2 separate regions of the Homo sapiens genome follow, and region 1 is linked to region 2. Evidence: chromatin contacts called from ENCODE Hi-C data. All regions are on one chromosome and are shown on one strand. Each heading gives the region's core, a stretch centred on a gene start or an enhancer-like site at or near the end of the contact. The rest is flanking DNA. Distances are from core to core; before and after follow the strand shown.

Region 1 (2,700 bases), core at 2-2,501, 370 kb before region 2:
AACTGGCTGACCTCAAAGGTCTCTACAGCCAAAACTAGACCAGCTGTATATTATTTCTGCCATTAAAACATTTATCATGGGAGGAATGAAGGGGGGCAGGATACCTGTATTCCCTTTCCATATAGGTTTCTCTTCCTGAACTTAAAATTTCCTCTTCCTAAACTTACTACCTCTCTCTCTATATATATATATGCCTCCACATTACACATTAACACTTTACTATAGAATTTCATTACATAATTCAACTTAAAGGAAAGCTGATTACAAAGGTGGTGGGGGGTGTAAAAGTACTTGCTTCAAGTTCAGTGTGTGCCCCCTGTCCTGAAATTTTGCTTCTGGCTCACAGGTTCTTCAAGAAATTTATGCAGCACAGCTGAAGCCTCATACAAGTGTATCCAACACCGTGGCTGGAGGGAAAGATATCACGGTATAAGCCATAAAATGTGACATAGTAAGTAAGTAAAGGAGGAAAAGTGAGAATTCTGTTACTCATCTAAACGACCGCTTCCTTTTAATAGTACCAAATGAAGACCGAAATACAGTAATAATTGAAAAGTTAGGGAGAAATCTTAAATTTTTTTAAGTCTCCACTTGAAAATGCAGCTGAAACACGGAAAGTTTTTTGGCAGTGAAATTCGCTGAAAACTGACATTTTTATGCCGCATCCAGAGGTCCCTATGCTCCAGGAAAGGTACCAAAAACAGCACGGATGGGATTTCACTACAGCCCTATTGATCCTATGCACCAAAAGGCCAAAGGCAAATAAACCAGTCCCAGAATTAAAACAAAACAGGCTGGTTCAGAAAGCCTCACCGGCAGCCACCCAAAGTTGAAAGAAGAAAACTTAATGAAATACCTTATTTCATTGCATAGAATCACAATTCAGTTAACAGGCTTATTGTTTAAGCAGTGTAAATACGCGATTTAACACCTGCGGGCACTGCCTGCCGGGACTGGGCAGAAGCGTGCCCAGAGGACGGCGGGCGCCACACTGCACAGCCAGGAGACGAGACGCGAGCGAGGGGACCCGGAGATACTGCCCCCGAGCCGCCGCGCGCCCCCAAAGGAGTAACGCTTCGCTTTCCATCTGTCTGTCCAGCCTTCCTTTTGGGCCCTATCCCCACCCCCGCGTACCTGCCGCCACCGCTGTCCTGCCTTCGAGAGGGCAGCTCCCACTGGAGATCCAAGTACCTGCAGGTCCACTCTGCGGCTACCTCTCCGCGCCCGCGTAGCCGCTGCGCTCGCGCCACTGCGCATGCTCGGCCGGCACCCGGGCCCGCAAACTCTGAATCCACTTGCCGCGTTTTGCCTGCGGCTCCCAGGGGAGGGAAAGGGAAGCCCAGAACCTGGGTTTAGGCTAAGGGTGAAAGAGGAGTTGCAGGCGCTGGGAGCGTGGATGGGGAGAGGTGGACGGGCGCTGCGGCAACGTTATCTCTACCGCCCACAGTTACCCAAGTCTAAAGATGACCACCTACACCCTGGGAATGAGTTTAGCACAGCAGTTCTCAAACTTGAGCGTGGATCAGAATCACCTGGAGAGCTTTTTAAATCACAGATCCCAAACCCGGAAACTGAGTTTCCGATTCAGTTAGGTCTGGAGCGTAGCGCGACAGTTCCCATTTCTAACATGTTCTCAGCGAAAACTGGTGCTACTAGTCTGGGTACCACACTTTGGGACCTGCTGGTCAAAAGGAAAGGTATACGTTATTAAAGGAAGACTTGTTTCTCTCCCCTACTCTTTTTTTTTCCGTTTGTTTCACGGATTGCTTCCTTTTCCTTTAACAGCCACACCTGATTAAAATAAATATATAACTAAAGCCCACACTCAAACAAAAGTGGGATATTTTCTCTCGCATGTGAGTCAGGTAAATGGAATGCTGCCTCAAGAGTTCTCACATACTTTGCCTGAAGCATAATCCGTAGTTGTGGTCTGTCCAACTCAGTCCAGAGAACAGAACAAGGTTTTGCTGCCCCTTTAACTCAAAGTCCCACGTGCCCCTTCTGCGCCTAACACAATATCCAATACAGAATAGGCACCCAACCAACCCTGAGATGGTAACAATAGAAAAAATAAAGGGGGGAAGTTGAAATTATTTTAAGAACTCAAACAAATTGGACGAGCAATGAACTATGAAAGTAGGTGGGCCATGGAGAGGGAAGATAAGGAATTTTTCCCACCTGCCACCTAGAGAATCAGGTGAATTTAGTATTCTTATCTGATTTTTCCCACCTGCCACCTAGAGAATCTGGTAAATTTAGTATCCTTATCTGATACTTATTTATCTAGATATGCAAGGGGAGTTAAGTAAGTTCTCACAAAATAAAGCAAAATATTTCCTTAAAAGGTAAACATACATCTAACATATGACCCAGCCATTTCATTCCTAGATGTTATCCAAGAGAAATTAAAACATATGCTTACACAAAAACTTGAACAGGAATGCTCATAGCAGCTGTTTTTCACAAAAGCCCCAAACCAGAAGGAACCCAACTGTCCAACAACATGTAAATGAAAAAACAAATTGTGGTATATTTATACAATGCAATACTACTCAACAATAAAAAAGAAGAAATACTCTCACACAGGACTCAATATGGATAACTCTCAAAATCGGTATGCTGAGTTGAAGAAGCTAGAGACAAAACATATTGTATAATCCCACTTATATGAAGTACAAACTAACCTATAATGACAAAACC
Region 2 (2,700 bases), core at 186-2,685:
AAAAAGAAGATAAGGAATATTTTCAGGCCCCGGCTTCACAGATTGCTGGTGGCAGTGGAGAGGTGGGTGGCGCAGGTGGAACCACCTCCCCACTACTTGCAGATCAGGACCCTCCCCGGGAAAGCTCCAGGCCCAGGAACCTAAGCCGCAAGAATCTCGAAATTTCCACAGGACACCTTGTTCCTTTTGGCCAAGTGTCTGGATGAGCCCATCCCCTTGGGCAGCAACAAAAGGTAAAGGGTCTCTGTGAGGCTTTCAGATTCCAAAAAAAAGCAACCGCTGGAGTGGAGTGTGATGGTCAAAGCAGCCACCTTAAGCTTTCTCCTTTCTTTCCCACTAGAGGGCTGAGAAAAGTCTTCTTCCTTGCGTTGTATTTCATTTGGCAAATATTTACCGCTTTGTATTGTGTGCAAACTTTACCAGGTTTTCTGGGAAGAGAAGTCGTGGGGAGCTCTCAGTTTGTTAATAAATATTAATACTTTTGGCCAAATTTTGAATTTTTTATGTCACTTGTTTTATTTCATTTTTGAAAAACAGCACTTTATTTCATTTAACTCTAGCATATTCAATGGCTGTGCATTTAATAATACTGAAATAAAGTCGCACCCAAAATGTTAGCAAAAAAATGGAAACTATATATGGTAGTGACCTCTACAAATGTTTTAAGCTTGAAAAATTCTGCACGAACGCAGACACAGGTTAGTCTGCCAAAGTTACTCAGATAAAAATTTCTCCAACCCTCAAGTCATAATCATAGTTGAGAAATGAATAAATGTGCCTTATGGCACCTCCAAACTTTTTGAGATTTTTATATAAACTAGCCTATACTTCTCTCCTTACGATTAGCATATGGGGTAGCTATTTTTCTTTAACAGAGATTCTTCAAATGTAGCTAGGGTTAAGAGAAACGCTGGCGCTGCCTCTCAGGAAGCTGGAGAAGCAAAAGAAAAAATTAAGAGTTAAGGGCCGCCGGGCTCGGTGGCTCACGCCTGCAATCGCAGCAATTTGGGAAGCCGAGGCGAGCGGATCACGAGATCAGGAGATCGAGACCAGCCTGATCAACATGGTGAAACCCCTTCTCTACTAAAAATACAAAAATAGCCGGGCGTGGTGGAGCGCGCCTGTAATCCCAGCTACTCGGGAGGCTGAGGCAAGAGAATCGCTTGAACCCGGGAGGCGGAGGTTGCAGTGAGCCGAGATCGCGCCACCGCACTCCAGCCGGGGCGACAGAGTGAGACTCCGTCTCAAAAAGAAAAAAAACAAGAGTTAAGGGCCAAGTCAATCCAACCGCGGCCGGCGACTGGAGGCTGAGCATGGCTGGCGATCTGGGGCTGCAGATCACGGCGCAAACCCGCTCACCTCCACCCCTCCCGCGCGGCCGCCGGCGCGCGCCCGTGGCGTCACGGCGTCGGGGTGGAGCCGGCGGCAGGGGCCAGGCCTCTCTAGGCTCTCCGGCTGAGCCGGGTTGGGGCCCGGGTTGGGCCGCCCGGGGACTCTGGAGCATTGGGATTTGTAGCGCGCCCTCTGGGTAGGCGGCTGTAGCGGAGAGGCGTGCGGGATCGGGATGTCGGGGCTGCTCACGGACCCGGAGCAGAGAGCGCAGGAGCCGCGGTACCCCGGCTTCGTGCTGGGGCTGGATGTGGGCAGTTCTGTGATCCGCTGCCACGTCTATGACCGGGCGGCGCGGGTCTGCGGCTCCAGCGTGCAGAAGGTGACTTGGGGGCGGGCGTGGGGCGCGGGTCTGACTGGGTTTCGCTGAGTCCCGGGGTCCGGCCTCGGGAGGCGAGCGGGCAGGCCCCACCTACCGCCCTGGACGCGGCCACCTGCAGCACCCGCGGGCCCTGGGGCCAGAACGGCGCGCCCAGACCGGCTGAGTCTTCGCGTTCCCTCCCTCGTCTGGGCTGAATCCCGCGCGCCCTTCCTGTCCAGGCTGAGGGTGCCAGGGGCCCGGTGTATGACCTGGGCCGCTCGCTTGCCTCTTGCCACCTGGGGAGCCACCTGTCCGGCCTTACCTGGATGGGACTGAGGTGACTCGCCGGACGGGACTGGGCAGGCTGTGCACATCCAGCCAGAGGGTGGTTTGTGAGTTGCTTGGTTCTTCCTGCACTTCCCTGATAGATCTCCCACCACATCTTTATTTACATTTTAATTTTTCAAAACTTTTTTTCTTTTTTCTTTATTATAGCCTTTGGACTTGTGCCTCAATAACTTTTCATATCTTTGTAGAATTTAAGTTTATTCTCTATTCTTCACTTGTCATCTTTATTAACTACTACTCCACAAAATGCTGGTTCCTTACGTGAGCAACTGATTGCCGTGGATATTAGAGGTATTGGGCAAGTTTTGAAGGCTGTGTGGTCATCAGTTTTCTATTTTCCATCTTTGAGAATTCATAAAATTCTTTATTTCCCCTCGTTTGAGAGACCTGCCAAATCATTGGTTGGTTGTTAGTAAAGCCTTGAATTGTTGATAATATTGGTCAGCAACCAACAAATTGATATCCTTCTGTTCTCATATTAATGAAGTGTTGATTTATACACAATTGTCAATGCACCAAAAATAATATTTATTTGTTATGGTGTTCTTATTGTTGTTCCTTTTTTTCTTTTGAGACAGGGTCTCACTTTGTCACCCAGGCTGGAGTGCAGTGCTGTGATCTCGGCTCACTGCAGCTTTGACCTCCTGGGCTCAAGTGATCCT

What was found. A loop is a pair of places that touch in the nucleus more often than their neighbours do. Pooled maps may share reads with other maps.
Region 1: a map of CD4-positive, alpha-beta T cell shows a loop between it and region 2 (5-fold over the local background). The contact joins the promoter of PLS1 here to the promoter of GK5 in region 2. A Hi-C loop is called at or near these places in 2 of 168 maps with a recorded cell type or tissue (CD4-positive, alpha-beta T cell and CD8-positive, alpha-beta T cell) and 8 of 50 pooled maps.

What each region holds. Positions count from the first base shown.
Region 1 is chr3:142,594,944-142,597,643 of GRCh38, reverse strand. It overlaps PLS1 (plastin 1), which reads right to left and starts at 1,251. Exons shown (of 16, transcript NM_001145319.2): 1 at 1,135-1,251. It overlaps PLS1-AS1 (PLS1 antisense RNA 1), which reads left to right. Exons shown (of 4, transcript XR_001740938.2): 4 at 347-1,735. RefSeq lists an enhancer at 956-1,195.
Region 2 is chr3:142,224,320-142,227,019 of GRCh38, reverse strand. GK5 (glycerol kinase 5) reads left to right here and starts at 1,435. Exons shown (of 16, transcript NM_001039547.3): 1 at 1,435-1,711. The coding sequence starts at 1,565. RefSeq lists silencers at 1,252-1,491, 1,682-1,901.